Regions from separate parts of the Homo sapiens genome. Here all the other regions are linked to region 2. Evidence: chromatin contacts called from ENCODE Hi-C or POLR2A ChIA-PET data. All regions are on one chromosome and are shown on one strand. Each heading gives the region's core, a stretch centred on a gene start or an enhancer-like site at or near the end of the contact. The rest is flanking DNA. Distances are from core to core; before and after follow the strand shown.

Region 1 (2,887 bases), core at 341-2,840, 300 kb after region 2:
ACTGCAACCTCCGCCTCCCAGGTTCAAGCGATTTCTCCTGCCTCCGTCTCCTGAGTAGCTGGGATTACAGGTGCATGCCACCATGCCCAGATAATGTTTTGTATCTTTAGTAGAGATGGGGTTTAGTAGCCATGTTGGCCAGGCTGACCTCGAACTCCTGACCTCGTGATCTGCCTGCTTCAGCCTCCCAAAGTGCTGGGAATACAGGCGTGAGCTGCGGTGCCCAACTATACTTTTAAAAGATCCCCCGTTCATTCCAATAGGCAGCCAAACCTGGGAAGCACTTCCCCAAGGGATACACAAGTGTGGTGACCGTCAGTGGTTGGGCAATGACTCAGGTCAGGCTGGATGTTAAAATGGGCTCCTGGTGGGCGTGAGCCCTCTGGGCCAGGGCTTCTGGTAACATTTGAGGCTGGCTGACTCTTTGTTTTACGGTGCCATCCTGTGCGTTGTAGGGTGTTGCGCAGCCTCTCTAGCCTGTATCCACAAGATGCCCACAACCCACCCCTCACTGTGATAATGAAAATGTCTCCAGGCCAGGCATGGTGGCTCACAAATCCCAGCACTTTGGGAGGCCCAGGCAGGTGGATCACCTGAGGTCAGGAGTTCGTCGAGACCAGCCGGGCCAACATGGTGAAACCCTGTCTCTACTAAAAAAGTACAAAAAATTAGCCGGGCATGGTGGCACGTGCCTGTAATCGTAGCTACTCGGGAGGCTGAGGCAGGAGAATCACTTAAACCCGGGAGGCGGAGGTTGCAGTGAGCCGAGATCGCACCATTGCACTCTAGCCTGGGCAACAGAGTGAGACTCCATCTCAAAAAAAAGAAAAAAGAAAAGAAAAAAAGAAAATGTCTCCAGACGTTGCTCTATTTCTGGGGCAGTGGTATAAAATCTCCCCGACTCCGTTGAAAACTACTGTTCTAGGCCTAGTAGGTTCACCTTGACAGCATTCTCAAATATTCACAGAAGAAAAGGGGCAAAGGACACCAAGTGGGGACCCCAGCTTACTGATTGATTTGTGGGCTTGGCAGTCAGGCAGCCTCTGTTTAAATCCTGACTCTACCAGCTGGGTGACCTTGGACAAGTTACTTAACCTCTCTGTGCCTCTGTCAGTTCTGGTTTTGTTTTCTCACAATCGTGCCTCCTCTTGATCTTCAGCTGCAGCCCGAGGGTGGAACTTGCTGTGTGTGGCTGGGCACTTTCGCCTGTGGCTGTGCTGCTCTGCCCACAGGGAACATGCCTTTGCTGCCCCTTCCCTGTCAGCATCAGGGTCACAACCTGCCCGTCCTTCCAGGGCCAGCTTCCATGCAGCTTCCTCCACGCACAGCCCCTTCCCCATCGGCATGGAAGGCTCTCTTCCTTGTGCCCCTGGGGCAGCCGGAACCTCAGGTCACATGCAGCTCCTCCCGCGCCGTGGGGATCTGGTGGTTTCTGTCTGAGTTCCTCCCCACTTGGGGTCTGAGACCGTGGGAGCCTCTAGCGTGCCCAGCTCGGGCTGTCTCACTGTTTGTTACCCAGGTGAGGTGGCTGTCCCCTCCCTACCTTGGGTTGAGCTGTGAACCAGTAGGTTACCGCAGTGTGGTACCACCCCCCCCAACCCCAACACCCAGCTCATTCTGAGAGGGTGGAGTGGGCGGAAATCCGTGCCTGGCAGACCACAAAGCCACATAACTGACTTTTGTAGCCCTGCCCTGGGGTGTTGGGGGGGAGGGTTGACGGCAGCCATTGCCCCTTTCTTCGGTGCTTTGCCACCAGCAGACGCCCCGTGGAATTGAGGAGCTTTGTTCTACGAGCTCGGGAACGGGACTTGGGAGGGACAGCCCCTGTCCCACCCTGCCATGCCCTGTTCAACCCTGTCAGGCAGCTGAACGTAGGCTGGACCCATGGCTGCCCACCCTGGCTGCAGTACAGAATCACCTAGGGGACCTCGTTAAAATGCAGCTTCCGGACCCCACCCTGGGGCTTGGGGATTCTGCCTCATCAGCCTGGGTGGGGCCCAGGAAACCTGTGTGTTACCAGCGCTGAGGTGCTGCTGATGAGGCAGCTGGCTTCACAGCTGCACGGGAACCAGTGCCGTTTAAAGCACTTTCCCCCACAGTGCGGCTCCAGCAGTCAGGTTCACGTACTCTGGGTGACCTGGGGCAGGCTGCGCAACCTCTCTGTGCCCCAGTTTCTTTGTCTGAGGATAATAACAGTACCTGCACGTGGGTGCGCTTGTTGTGAGGCTTAAATGAGATTATCCAGGTGAAATGGGAACAGAGTGCCTGGTACCTAGTGCTCAACACATGTAACCTGCCTTAACATCTCTGATATTATTATTATTATTATTATTATTATTATTATTATTATTATTGAGACAGAGTCTCGCTTTGTCACCCAGGCTGGATTGCAGTGGCATAATCTCAGCTCACTGCAACCTCCACCTCCCCGGTTCAAGCGATTCTCCTGTCTCAGCCTCTTGAGTAGCTGGGATTACAGGCGCGCACCACCACGCCCAGCTAATTTTTGTATTTTTAGTAGAGATGGGGTTTCACCACGTTGACCAGGCTGGTCTTGAACTCCTGACCTCAGGTGATCCGCCCACCTTGGCCTCCCAAAGTGCTGGGATTACAGGCGCGAGCCACCGCACCCGGCCCCATTTCCGATATTAACAACAGTCCTGGGCTGTGCGGTCACACACGTGTAACTGTGCGATGTGCCCTCGTGCCTGCAGGCGTACCTACGCAGGCACACTGAGCATTGTGTACCGGGACCCAGGCCTCCCTGCTGAGGACAGAGCATCCCTGTGGTACATGCGTGGACGCAGTCACTGGCTGGACGTGGTCAGAAGGGCAGACGTGTGTGTACACAAGGCCCAGACAAGCGGGTTTTTATTTGATTCACACT
Region 2 (3,292 bases), core at 348-2,847:
GTATTGGTAACATTTCAAGCCCTCTCCTAGCTATTTTGAAATATACATTGTTGCTGACTTTAGTCACCATATCCTAACAGTGACTTCAAGAGACAGTGGCATGTTAGGGCTCTGCCACACATTAAGGAAAATTCTACAGACTACATAGCTGACATCAGTGCACACACAACATAATACTCTGAATATATGTGAAACAAATTAAATTACAGACATGGCAGATTCGATTCATTTCCTACATTATTCAACTTTTCTGGTCAGAACAGATACAGAATGAGTAAATACAACCACTTCTTTTCTAACTAACCTCCCAATATAGGCAATGAGTTCTTAGCTAAATATAACCTATTCTTCAGAGTTTAACTGGGCATCAATTCTTTTTTTTTTCTTCTTGTTGAGACAAGGTCTTCCATTCTGTTGCCCAGAGTGCAATGATGGAATCATAGCTCCCTGCAGCCTCCAACTCCTGAGATCAAGCAATCCTCCCGCCTGAGCCTCCCAAGCAGCTGGGACTACAGGTACAGAGCACTGCACCTGGTTAATTTACTTCATTTTTTGTAGAAAGGGAGTCTGGCTTTGCTACCCAGGCTCTAGCTTCAATTTTCTACACAGAATTTACCCATCTGGCATTCCATATATTTTACTTACTTTAAAAAATCTCCCGTCAGTAAGTTTCAAGAGGGTAAATATTTTGTCTGTCTTGTTCACCGCATATCCCAACGCCTAAAATAGGGCCTAAGAGAGTAGGCACTCAAGTATTTGTTGATTGAAACCACGATAGAACTCTTCCCTGTCTGGACCACCGACACAAAGCACCCTCACTGAGTTTCAAAAAAAGCTCAGCCCATGGACTGGAACTTTTCTTCCCGGTTACTTGAGTCAGTCCAGAAAGCCACAGTTAATAGTAGAACCCTGAGAATGAGGCTTTCCCTTTTTTTTTTTTTCTTTCTCATCTCCATGCTTCTGTTTCCTTGGTTCCTCTTGACCATTAACCCTCTTCAACTACCACTCTCTTGATACACAGCCTGTAAAACAGTCTAAATTCCAATTTCAGAACTTCAAATTCTTTCTGCACAGATCCCTCCCACTTCCACACCAATCTACATCTTCTCTCTTCGCCTTCTCTCATAAATCCGACGTTTCCCACTAGTCCTGCCACTGCCGTTCTTTCCATGCCCTCATTTTATCAGCTCAGTTTGTCTTCCCGCCTCAGTTTTGGATCTCTCTAAACCTCCTAAACACCGGGGAGTCTTTCCTACTTCAGTCCTAGTCTCTATTCTATTCGCCAACTCCTCCCACTCATCCACTCTCAACACCCCCGCGTGCGCACACACAGCCACATCAGGTCTCCCCTCCTAGACCCCGAAGTCGGCACCTCACTAGCCCAAAACTCAAGAATGAGGAACCCGTGTGATCCACGGGTTAAGTGACCCATGATAGTAAATCTGCGTGAGAGATATAAGTGACCCACCTCTGAGGCCGAGGTTCCTGCCAGACGTCGTGTCTGGCGTGGGCCTGTACAACCCTAGAATCTTAAAGCAGCCGCATAGCGAAGCTCCTAGAAACGCAGATGATACGCTCCCAGCGCGCCGCCATCTTGTGAAGCCATCTAGCCTCGTGATTGGACACATCCCTCTCGCGCGACCTGTGGCTGATCTTGAAGAAAGAAGAAACCCTCGCGACACCTGGGGTTTGCTGCTCCTAACAGAAGGCGCGGGGGCGTGGTGACGAGCGGAGTCCTTTGAGGTATGGCAGGAGGAGGACATGCGTTCGAATTCGCGAGAAAACTTATTTAAAAGAAAAAGAAACAAGTTTTCCGGGCCCTGCTGCAGACTTACCTCTCACACTCACTGGGATTGGGCAGGTTATGAAGATGAGGGTACGAGACTTGGGTGTGATGGCGTGCAGTGAGCCCTTTTTGTGCAACAGGTGTGTCCTCAGCCGATGTCTCACTCACTGAATTGTAAGAGATATAAGCCTGTGGGTTGGGGAAGAGTACTCTCGTTTACAGCGAAAGAACTGAGGATCCGGCCGGACGCGGCGGCTCACGCTTGTAATCCCAGCACTTTGGGAGGCTGAGGCGGGCAGATCACCTGAGGTCAGGAGTTCAAGACCAGCCTGGACAACATGGTGAAACCCCGTCTCTACTAAAAATACAAAAATTAGCCGGGCGTGGTGGCGGGCGCCTGTAATCCCAGCTACTCGGGAGGCTGAGGCAGGAGAATCGCTTGAATCCGGGAAGCGGAGGTTGCAGTGAGCCAAGATCGCACCACTGCACTCCAGCCTGAGCGAAAGAGCAAGACTCTGTCTCAAAAAAAAAAAAAAAAGGGGGGGCCTGCCTACGTCCTCGTCGTTAATGTGAACGCTTCTGGCAAACTATTACCATAAAATTGGGAGATAGTAAGGATTAAGGAATGGAGACTTATACACAAGTGAGTACCAGTAGTCACCCAAGGAAAGCTGAGGAGGTGTTTTCATAATCTGTTGTGTAACAAACCGCCCCAAAACGTAAGACTTAAAACAACCACCATTTTACTTGCTCACAGTTCTGCAATCTGGGCTGGGATTAGCCCACCCGTTCTGCTGGTCTTGCCAGTGGTCATAGCAACAAGTGGGGGCTGGTTCCGCTGAAAGAACTGGGTCTCTCTCCCTGTAGTCCAAGTTCTCTCCCTGTCCACGTGGCCTTTCCATGTAATTTGTCTAGCAGAGTAGGATGACATTTTTTTTTTCCCCCGAGATGGAGTTTCTTATTGCCCAGGCTGGAGTGCAATGGCGCCATCTCGGCTCACTGCATGCAACCTCTGCCTCCTGGGTTCAAGCGATTTTCTTGCCTCAGCCTCCCAAGTAGCTGAGTAGCTGAGATTACAGGCGCCCGCCACCATGCCCAGCTAATTTTTTGTATTTTTAGTAGAGACGGGGTTTCATCCTGTTGGCCAGGCTGGTCTCAAACTCCTGACCTCAGATGATCCACCCGCCTCGGCCTCCCAAAGTACTGAGATTACAGGCATGAGCCATCGTGCCCCGCCAGAATACTTCTTACATGTTGGCTCGGGGCTCCCAAAAGGGCAAAAGTGGAAGCTGCCAGGCCTTCTTAAAGCGTAGGTGCAGAACTAGCACCTTGGCTATATTCTTGGTTAAAGCAAGTAGAAGGGCTAGCCCCAATTCAAGGGGAGGGGACTATGCCAGGGTCCCTTCCAATACTGGAAGGCATGGTTCATTTCAGCAACCAATGTAACATATTACCACAGAAAGTTTTCCATCTTTGGTTGGTAGTGGCTTTGATACTAGTTATGGC
Region 3 (3,317 bases), core at 189-2,688, 300 kb before region 2:
GCAATCCAAGTCAGACAGATCCTGCCTGGACTCTCCGCAGAGAGCCTGGAGAGTCTGACCAGCAAAGAAACAGCAATCTTCCTACCTACCCCACTCTCAATCCCCCCCACCCCAATCCAGGCTCCCGAAGAAGAAAAACAAACAACAACAGAGCAGGCAATTGCACAAGAGCTGCAGAGTGAAGGCGAGGTGGACGGCAACGGCTTCTCGGCTGTGCCCCGTATCTCTTCCCAGAACACTGATGACAAAGCTGGAGACGTTACTCACATGCTGAGCCAGTCAGCCCCTCACCCAGGGCTGGTGCTGAGAAGTCTGACTAGAAACCGGCAGTCAACGCTGACACACTCATTTATAATAAAAGGTGTATATTAAACAAACTAGTCAAATCCTTAAACAAAAAGTAAGGGCAAAATGTGACTGTCATTCTTAATTGTCCATGCAAAATCCTCCCGGTTAAATTCCATGTGTCTCCTGGACTTTGATAAATGTTATTTCTCCTCTCAAGAACATGAACAGAGATACCGCTGTCGAAGTAGCTCTCTTGGAAAGAAACCTGATAAGAAAACCTGCTATGGCAGGTGAGTGAAACCTGTGACGGACACCATTTTGGGGGATGACCAGACTGGAACATAATATTTCACTGAGGCAGAGGGGTCTGTGGTTACTTTCTGCATGCCACATGTCTAGCCCTAAAGAACTGAGGAATGCTCTCGACAGGAAAAACACAGCAGCCAATGCTGCGATACCAAAGCCACAACTCCACGGGGCCCTGGAGCCTCTCAAACTAAGCTGCCAGCTAGGGAGCTAACACTAGCTTTGGATAAAACACAGCTCTGGTACAGTAATTAATTTTTTTCTTAACTAGGATTACATTAATTTTCAAGGACTAATGGAGTCCAGCTGTAATGTGAAGAGTGGCTGCTGATGCACAAAGGCACTTGTGCGTACATTATAAACACACACACACGCGCGCGCACACACACACACAGACCTATAAAAAGGATCTACTATAACAGGATATTTTTAGTTTCTACAATGCTGCACTAAAAATACAGTCCCGGCTGATACATCATGGCAGAACTATTCTCTCTCTGTCCCTTCAGGAACAGTTTAAAACATTTATTTTTGTTTCCTTTTGCGATGGTCAGAGTAGAGAGAGAAAATAGCAACTCATTGATAAGAGGAAACGAGACAGACATGAAAAATTGAAAACTACCTAAAAACTCATGGAGAGGTTTATTTTATTAGTTCTTAATAAATATCTTGCAGATTTCCTCAGGAAATACACCAGATCACATGTAAAATAGTTTGATACTGATGTCAACTGCATCAACATATGAAGTCTATTAGGGTGAAGCCGCAGCAGGGTGATCAGCGTGCTGAAAAACTCCACAGTACTTGTGTGTGTGGGGGGGGATCTCACGGCCTTCCAAATTCTTCGAGAGGTAAAAAAGTCAGCCAAGACGCAGAGAGAGAAAGAGAGAGAAAAAAAGATCCCACATCCTGCTTTCAGCTGCCAGCAATGTGAAGTGCCCAGAGATTAATTCTACGTCTGGCCTGGAAATGCGACTTTAAAGCATGAGGGAGGGGAGTGAGGGTGGGTGGGGGGCGGCGAGGAGGAAAGAGGAAAGAGAAGGGCAGGCTAACCGAGGCTGGCAGCAGGCCACCAACCCCTTCCCAAGCCATGTTTCAATGCAGACAGAAGTAAACCCCTATAGACAGCAGCGCCTCAGCCTGCCAGGGCCTTACACCAGCTGCAGTGCATCTCGCGCTCTCCCTCAGCCCTGAGTGCAGATGTTCCCCGCAGCATCACTTCCGCTACACTTTCTTTTAAAGAAACAGCGCACACATAGAGGTATTTCTGCCTCTTCCCAGTAGGCAGAAATTTTTGGCCTTCAGGGATCTCGGGCAAGGTGGAAACTCAGATGGCAGGTACCACGATGGTAAAGCAGCTACCCCAATCTCCCTTGGAAGGGACCAACCAAGGTATCCAAGGAATGGGGTCAAGAGCATTAGTGAGGTAATAGGAATTTTTTTTACAGATTTGGCTTTCTACTGTCTTCAGAGGGAGAGAGAGAGGTCCCCACAGTTTGGGGCTAAGAAAAGGGGGGGAAAAAGTAGGCTGAAGATTTAAACCGTGATTTCTCAAAGCAGTCTACTGTAACATTACCATCTCAAAGGGATTCTGATGACTTCATCATCATGGAAGTCTTACAGAATTTTTTAAAAATATAATTCTAAGGTATTAACATTTTGCAAGGCACAAATACTTACCTATAAGACATAATTTTTTTAAATCAACAATCTGTTAATTTCTTATTTGCCTAAACTCTTTATACATTTTCAGACCTTAGAAAATCAATCAATCAATCACTGATTAGGCACCTAACTTTTTCAAAATTTCTGGCCCTTTTTTGTGAGAATAAGCATCTAATTTTGGAGTTAGCCTTGAACATTGTTAGGAATTTGCTAAAATATTATATAGTCTCTTGTCCCCATGGAGACATACTCTAGTTGAGGGATTTATGCATTTTATGAAGCTAAAATAATTCCATTTTCAAGATGAGCTAAATATTCCCTAATTGATCTATGAGGTTGTTAGTTCTTCTGGAATGCAGGAAGAGTTAGAAGAATCAGTAATGTCAAAATGTCAAAAAAAAACAAGACAACTGGTATACCCTCAAAACCTAAGTTGCTTCTTTTGAAATTCAAGTTCAAAATAAGAAACAGAATCTTCCTTTATGGGAAGGGGAGAAACACTGGCAATCAGTGGCGAACACATTATGGCAGGAAAGTTTAATTCAACAAACATTTATTAAATGTATTCCATCCACAAGGTACTGGACGTAGAAACAGGTTTGGAAATGGTTAAGTAATTTGCATAACACAGCAAGTAAACAATCAGAATTAGAACCTAGTTTTATCTAATTTCAAATATTTCTTTTTATCATTATAATTTTTAAAAATACATTTACACAATACATTATTACTAAAGTATTGTGATAATTTCAGAAAACTACAAAAATACAGAGAAAAAAGAAAATTTAAAACATGTTTAATTCTACCATCTTAGAGAATCATGGGTAAGTTTTGATGGATATCCATCAGTCTATTAAAATTAATATATGTATAATATATATTATTTTACCAAAATGTGATCAATTGCAAAGTTCATAACCATGAAGCCACACGGTCTTCAGGAAAAGCAGAGATCACATTTTTGGCAGCTGACCACTCCCAACCACCAGAAAACAGAAGAGTCATGGTCCAACTCTAAACTGGGCAGGATTTTTCTATTCCATCTTTACACTTCTCTC
Region 4 (3,022 bases), core at 280-2,779, 490 kb after region 2:
CAGGGTTGGGTGTGTGCAGGAAGGGGTCCTCTTCTGTCCACGGAGGGGCCGGGCTGCCTGGGGTTCTGGTCCTGGCACTGCCTCTGCTGCGTGACCTTGTTCCTTCCCTCTCTGGGCCTCTAGTTTTGTCTGTGTGAAATGAGGAAGTTGGATTAGACACCTGCAGGCTGCTAGCCCTGACATCCTGCGGGAGGGAAGGAGGCGTGCTTGGGTGTGTGTGTGTGTGGTGGGTTGCAAGGTGCTTTGGGGAAACTCTATTTCAGGAGCCCTTTACTGGGTGCAGGTCAGCAGGGGAAGTGAAAAGGCCACTGGGCGACAGTGGTTACCCCTTACCAGCTGCTTGCTCATGCCAGGCACGGTGCTGGGTCCTTAGACGCACAGTCTTGAATCCTGACAAGCCCCTGGTGAGACAAGACCTCTCGCTAGAGGGAGGAAATGGAAGCTGAGAGCTGAACCCACTTAAGGCCTGAGGCCACAGAGCCAGGGAGCTGTGGCTGAGGTCCTGTCTGGGTCTGCTTGCGGTCTTGGTCATTGAGCCATCAGAGCAGGCGAGAAATTGGCTCCACGGAGTCGGGTGTGCACGAAGCATCACTCTGGATTATTTTTCAGAAATGAGTGTAGTCCTCATCCTGCCTGCTTGGAAGGAAAGTCCAGCTCAGCCATCACCAGGACTACCCCTTTCCCTCCCCCCTATCCCTGCCTCCCTCTCCGGAAGTCCTCAAAGGTGTCAGGAATCTCAGGTGAAGCCCACCGCCGGGGAGGGCCCTGTCTTTGTAGCCCCCTCCCCGTTTCCCGTCACGACTTGTCTGTTGCTCGGACGATGCTCTGTGTGCCACCGCGGCTCCCAGGCCACTCTTGGGCGTGGGGCCTTTGTCACGTTTGAAGCTTTCTGAGGTTCCCAGTGCATCCTCATGACCCACACCAAGCTCCTTCCTCCTTCCAGCCATGCAGGTCCCTTCCCCAGAGTCACCTGCATCTGCCTCTCTCCCTCCCTCCAAGCCCTCGCTGGAGGCCCTCGCTGCATTTAGAAAACAGGAAGGTGGGGCTGTGTTCAGGCAACTTCTGCTTTCAGTCCAGTGACCCAGATGTCCCCAAGAGGGGGGAACAACAAAGGCCTGGCCGCCTGGTTGGAATGGGGTCAAGAGAGGCGCACAATGAGGATGGAAGGTGAACGCACGTCGCAAGGAAGGGCCCTGTCCTCCGTGTGGCCCACAGGGCTCTGCTGTGGGACTGTCCAGCTGGAGGGTTGGATGGACTTGAGGATGTGTCTGAAGCCACTTACACGGTCGGCACAGACCACTCTAATGCAGGCTGGAGGAGGAGGGGGAGTGGGGTGGGAAGGGCAGAGCTGGGGCTGCCCTCTGGCCTCTGTCCCAGGTGCCCACGGTCTGCAGTCTCCCCATAGCCTTCCCACACCCCCACCCCTGATTCTGGCTCTGTGACTGAATTCTTGACCTGGGCCACCGGTGCCTGGTGGGTGGTGGTAGGGAACCGGGTTCAGCTGCTGGAGCCCAGCCAGAAATCACGTCAGCCGAACGCGCACCATTTCCTGACTCGGGGCACTGCAGTTTGGGCTGGGCAGACAGCCTGGAGCTTGAGAAGAGAAAGCCCGTATTGACCAGCTCTCTCCCGCTCCGTTTCCCCTCCGGACTCTGGCAGGGCCTTTCCTTGGCTCGGTGCCCAGCTGCCTGCTCACCCGGCCTGGCAGACTCTGCATCTGCTCCACTTCACAGGCCGGGGAGGCTGGCAGCACGCCAGGGCTGGGCTCACGTCAGCGGCTGTGTAGGGAAGGGAGGGCAGTCTCCCGAGAGCCTCACAGCCTCGTGGGCTGAGAATAGGTGAAGTCAGGGCACCTCTGTGCAGAGGGAAGGCGGGGTGTGGGGCCCGTCCCACGCCTGGGCGACCCCCATGCAGCGAACCTCGAGGCCGTCACTCTAAAGCTCAGTCTCACTCAGGGTGCCAGAGGTGCGCGCCCCACCCTCAGTTCCTAGCCTGGGCCTAGGACTGGCTGACCCCGTGTGTGGGGCCAGGGCTCCCGAACACGGGTCCACCGGCTGCACGAGAGTTTCCGGGGGGCCCTACCCTTCCGATTCGGCAGGTTTAGGCCAGAGCCCATGAACCCAGTCTGTATTTTTAAACACCTGAAGCAATTTTGAAGCAATTCTGATTTATGGCCGAGCTGAGGAGTCAGGCTTGGGAAGAGAACCCCAGAGACGGGTCGGGAGAGGTCTGGATGCTCTGTTCCTCTGCGGCTAATCACCTGTGGGACTTGGGGGCTTCTCTGTGTGTCTCTGGGCATCTGTTTCCTCATCAGGGAGAACAGTTCTCCCTGTGCCTTCTCAGTAGGATTAGCGTCACGGTCGAATGAGGTCACGAGATGCCATCTCCCGGGCACTTGTATGGCATTAAAATTAGGGTCCCAGCCCTGTCCAGTCATCTTGCCAAACCTGCTTCTGGCCTCCAGGAATGCAGATGAGAGGCTGCGGATGGCCCCACACCGTCCGGCCCCACTTCTAGGAACAGGGTCAGGGCCTGTGCTGGCGATGCTCACAGGAGTATTTTGTTTGTGTTCTGGGAAGAGGAGGAGGGAGAAGGTGAGTAGCTTTGTAAGGAGCGTGGCTCCCGTAGGGGCAGCGCTCGTCTCTTCCCTCCAGGTCCGTACCATGACTCTGTTTCACTCAGGTCTCTGTCACTGCGCGGGAAGATGTGCCCACCTTTGGTCCACCTCTGCCCAGTCCCCCCGTTTTCCAGAAGGTAGGACACTCTTCCTTCTGCCCCTCTCGCATCCACGATGCCAGGTCTCAGTGCTTGAGTAGCAATGGTTGGGATGGAGCCAAATTCAGGCTGGGAACATTAGGGAGCTCCTTTTGCAGGTTTTGGGGGGAACCTCCTTTCTTGGGGTCTCTCCCCACCTCTTTCATGCTGCCAGTCTGGCCCAGCATAGGACCACTTGTCAGGGTGTTTGACACTGGGGTTGCTTTTCTGCTGAAAGACGGGCTTTTATGTTGAGCCCCGGTCAAGG
Region 5 (3,288 bases), core at 168-2,667, 460 kb before region 2:
TCCGCCAGGCACCGAAGCCGTGAAGTCGCCTGCGCAGCAAAGGGAGCCTCCGGGGGGCGCCCGAGACCTTGGTGTCGCTCGGGGGCCGCTGGTAGCCGCGCCCGCTGCCCCTCGCCCGGTGACTCAGCCGGTACCTCTGGCGGGGCCATGGGGGCCAGAGGACAGCGCGGGGGGCGGCGAGCGCGGTTGCTAAGCTCTCCAAGGCCTCGGAGGGACAGGATCTGGGCGCACCTCACCGGTTGCCATGGTAACGCAGCGCCCCAGCCCCTCGCGCTCCGCGGTGGAGGGAGGCGCAGCCAATCGGAAGCGGCGGAGTTCTCGGGGACCCCCCCCCCCCCCGCTCCACGCCGTGTGTGGGCGGGGGTCAGGAGGTGCGGGGCGGAGGCGGAGCGTGGGCCGCGGAGATCCGGCGTTCGCAGGAGGCTTGGTGCGCGGCGGGGCTGCACGGGGCCACTTCCGGAGTAGTACTGCGAGCAGCGGCGCGACAGTGCGGGGTCCCCTTTCTCCCAGAAGAGACGTCACCCACACAAACCTGACCTTCACGTGGGGCGCGGGACCTTGCGGGGTCCCAGCCGCAGGCGCCCCTGTTGTTTCCTTCGGGCGGGTGGGTTGGAGAAGAAGTCCACGCGGGATTCTTCAAAACGGCGTACAGGGGGATTCTAGGGCCCCATGGTTACTTCTTTGGACCCCCCGGAGGCGCTGTCCAGCCACTTCCAGTCGCCCTGATGACTCGTCGTGGGTTCCTTTAGGAGACCCGAAAGTTCAGGGCGGGCTGTGTGGGTAACACCTCTGCCCAGGTTCCCGGAGGGCCCTACGTGGCTGCCCCTGGAGTATCCCAGAGCGCTAGGGCTGCGGGAAGGGGCGGGTGTGCTTCTGGAAACATGAGCGCCTGTTAGTATCAGTGCCTGGATAGGGCTGGGGACAAATCAGTTTATGCCGCGCACACCGAATCCATGCGCCTGAGTGAGGGTGGGTGTGTTGGGGAGTGCGTCCAAGTGGACAGTGCCGTACAGTAATGTCTACGGGGAGTTCCAGGAGAGCTCGGCTACTCCTGCGCAGGATAACCTCTCCCCCACCACCCGAGTCCCGTGCTCGCGGGCAGGACTTTTCCGAACTGGGGCTGTGTGCCTAGAAATACGTACATGGGAGCGCTCAGCTCAAAGCCCCAGGGTTTCTGGGACTCGCGTGTCCGGGGTCGGGGTCCCAGGTGGGTACAGGTGGGAGGGCGAACCTGCGGGTAGGGTGGGCCCCTCCCCGCGGGCTCAGCATCTGTGCGCCTCCAGCTCAGGTGCGCGGGAGGAAGGCAGCGGCCTGCCGCGCAGAGCCCTGCGCGCCCGCGAGGTGGCGCCATAGCCGCAGCAGCGCCCGCCGGCCCGGGCCGCTCCAGATAAGAGTGTGCGGAAAGCGCGGCGGGGCTGAGACGCGACCAGGACGCGGGGAGGACGGACCAGCAGGACAGACCGACCGGGGGCCCGGCGGGCGGAGGGCAGCGCAGCCACGTCCCCCCTGGATCCGCCGTCAGCCGGGCCCGGGGCTTTCGACATGCCCCCCAGGTGGGTCCTCGAGCCGGGGACCGGGAGGGACGGGGGACCCGGGACAGCCCGGTCCTCGTGCGTCGGCCGCCTCGGGTGCATCTTCTGGCGCGGGTGCCCCATCGCGGCTGGCGGCTGGCGTTCAGGGCTCCGGGTGTCGTCCCTTTCGGACTCAGGACCACCGGGCCGCGGCTCCGCGCCGGGTTCACGGCGGGGTCAGCGGCCCGGGGCCGGCTCTGCCCGCACATGGGCTGGAGAGGCGAGGGGAAGGGAAGGGAAGGGGAGCTGGCGGGCGGGGCTGGCAGGGGCGCTGCCCTGGCACAGCTCGGGGCCTGGCAGCGGCGGGTGGGGCATCGGCTAAGAGCTGCCACCGCCGCGGGGAGGGGAGCCCGGCCCGCCGGGACCGCAGGTAACGGGCCGCGGGGCCCCGCGGGCCAGGAGGGGAACGGGGTCGGGCGGGCGAGCAGCGGGCAGGGGAGCTCAGGGCTCGGCTCCGGGCTCTGCCGCCGGATTTGGGGGCCGCGAGGAAGAGCTGCGAGCCGAGGGCCTGGGGCCGGCGCACTCCTCCCGCCCTGTCTGCAGTTGGAAAACTTTTCCCCAAGTTTGGGGCGGCGGAGTTCCGGGGGAGAAGGGGCCGGGGGAGCCGCGGAGGGAGGCGCCGGGCCCGCGCGTGTAGGGCCCAGGCCGAGGCCGGGACGCGGGTGGGGCGCAGGCCCGGGTCAGGGCCGCAGCCGGCTGTGCGCCGTGCCCGCCCGGGGCGCTGCCCCCTCCCTCCCCTGGGAGCTGCGTGGCTCCCCCCTCCCCCCCACCTGCTTCCTGCCTCAGCCTCCTGCCCCGATATAACGCCCTCCCCGCGCCGGGCCCGGCCTTCGCGCTCTGCCCGCCACGGCAGCCGCTGCCTCCGCTCCCCGCGCGGCCGCCGCCCGGGCCCCGACCGAGGGTTGACAGCCCCCGGCCAGGGCGGCGCCAGGGCGGGCACCGCGCTCCCCTCCTCCGTATCACTTCCCCCAACTGGGGCAACTTCTCCCGAGGCGGGAGGCGCTGGTTCCTCGGCTCCCTTTCTCCCTACTTGGGTAAAGTTCTCCGCCCTGAATGACTTTTCCTGAAGCGGACATTTTACTTAAATCGGGTAACTGTCTCCAAAAGGGTCACTGCGCCTGAACAGTTTTCTTCTCGGAAGCCCCAGCACCCAGCCAGGTGCCCTGGGGCGTGCAGGCCGCCCTGGCCTCCCCTCCACCGGCGGCCGCTCACCTCCTGCTCCTTCTCCTGGTCCGGGCGGGCCGGCCTGGGCTCCCACTCCAGAGGGCAGCCGGTCCTTCGCCGGTGCCCAGGCCGCAGGGCTGATGCCCCCGCTCAGCTGAGGGAAGGGGAAGTGGAGGGGAGAAGTGCCGGGCTGGGGCCAGGCGGCCAGGGCGCCGCACGGCTCTCACCCGGCCGGTGTGTGTCCCCGCAGGAGAGTGTGCTGGGCAGACGATGCTGGACACGATGGAGGCGCCCGGCCACTCCAGGCAGCTGCTGCTGCAGCTCAACAACCAGCGCACCAAGGGCTTCTTGTGCGACGTGATCATCGTGGTGCAGAACGCCCTCTTCCGCGCGCACAAGAACGTGCTGGCGGCCAGCAGCGCCTACCTCAAGTCCCTGGTGGTGCATGACAACCTGCTCAACCTGGACCATGACATGGTGAGCCCGGCCGTGTTCCGCCTGGTGCTGGACTTCATCTACACCGGCCGCCTGGCTGACGGCGCAGAGGCGGCTG

Evidence for each region. Hi-C counts contacts between places; a loop is a spot of excess contacts on that map. ChIA-PET counts read pairs that join two places held with the same protein, here RNA polymerase II (POLR2A). Pooled maps may share reads with other maps.
Region 1: a pooled map shows a loop between it and region 2 (4-fold over the local background). The contact joins the enhancer-like site here to the promoter of METTL16 in region 2. A Hi-C loop is called at or near these places in 7 of 50 pooled maps. POLR2A ChIA-PET finds 5 or more read pairs at or near these places in 5 of 52 experiments (CD4-positive, alpha-beta T cell, CD4-positive, alpha-beta memory T cell, CD8-positive, alpha-beta T cell and 2 more).
Region 3: a pooled map shows a loop between it and region 2 (4-fold over the local background). The contact joins the enhancer-like site here to the promoter of METTL16 in region 2. A Hi-C loop is called at or near these places in 6 of 50 pooled maps. POLR2A ChIA-PET finds 5 or more read pairs at or near these places in 2 of 52 experiments (activated CD8-positive, alpha-beta T cell and activated naive CD4-positive, alpha-beta T cell).
Region 4: a loop to region 2 is called in a pooled map, with 9 times the contacts of the local background. The contact joins the enhancer-like site here to the promoter of METTL16 in region 2. A Hi-C loop is called at or near these places in 6 of 50 pooled maps. POLR2A ChIA-PET finds 5 or more read pairs at or near these places in 2 of 52 experiments (activated CD8-positive, alpha-beta memory T cell and activated T-cell).
Region 5: a loop to region 2 is called in a pooled map, with 4 times the contacts of the local background. The contact joins the promoter of HIC1 here to the promoter of METTL16 in region 2. A Hi-C loop is called at or near these places in 7 of 50 pooled maps. POLR2A ChIA-PET finds 5 or more read pairs at or near these places in 2 of 52 experiments (BJ and activated B cell).

The regions. Positions count from the first base shown.
Region 1 is chr17:2,813,146-2,816,032 of GRCh38, forward strand. All of the region lies in intron 2 of RAP1GAP2 (RAP1 GTPase activating protein 2), which reads left to right. Among named protein-coding and RNA genes, the nearest start is that of RAP1GAP2, 18 kb to the left of the region's middle. Within about 2 kb of position 1,591, at least 10 of the 41 ENCODE cell types and tissues checked have a DNase peak (open chromatin) inside an H3K27ac peak, as active enhancers do; they include CD4-positive, alpha-beta T cell, CD8-positive, alpha-beta T cell and OCI-LY7, where a contact is called at or near this core.
Region 2 is chr17:2,510,291-2,513,582 of GRCh38, forward strand. It overlaps METTL16 (methyltransferase 16, RNA N6-adenosine), which reads right to left and starts at 1,598. Exons shown (of 10, transcript NM_024086.4): 1 at 1,469-1,598. RefSeq lists enhancers at 1,469-1,678, 1,749-1,798.
Region 3 is chr17:2,214,258-2,217,574 of GRCh38, forward strand. The region is part of intron 10 of SMG6 (SMG6 nonsense mediated mRNA decay factor); the gene reads right to left. Among named protein-coding and RNA genes, the nearest start is that of SMG6, 88 kb to the right of the region's middle. RefSeq lists enhancers at 1-340, 695-1,543, 1,906-2,115 and a silencer at 1,546-1,595. Within about 2 kb of position 1,439, at least 33 of the 41 ENCODE cell types and tissues checked have a DNase peak (open chromatin) inside an H3K27ac peak, as active enhancers do.
Region 4 is chr17:3,002,687-3,005,708 of GRCh38, forward strand. It overlaps RAP1GAP2 (RAP1 GTPase activating protein 2), which reads left to right. Exons shown (of 25, transcript NM_015085.5): 15 at 2,683-2,754. Among named protein-coding and RNA genes, the nearest start is that of RAP1GAP2-AS1, 38 kb to the left of the region's middle. RefSeq lists enhancers at 1-22, 933-1,062, 1,233-1,282. Within about 2 kb of position 1,530, at least 37 of the 41 ENCODE cell types and tissues checked have a DNase peak (open chromatin) inside an H3K27ac peak, as active enhancers do.
Region 5 is chr17:2,053,686-2,056,973 of GRCh38, forward strand. HIC1 (HIC ZBTB transcriptional repressor 1) reads left to right here and starts at 1,418. Exons shown (of 2, transcript NM_006497.4): 1 at 1,418-1,553; 2 at 2,986-3,288. The coding sequence starts at 3,006. RefSeq lists silencers at 1-451, 1,202-1,701, 1,842-1,891, 1,932-2,341, 2,392-2,511 and 2 more.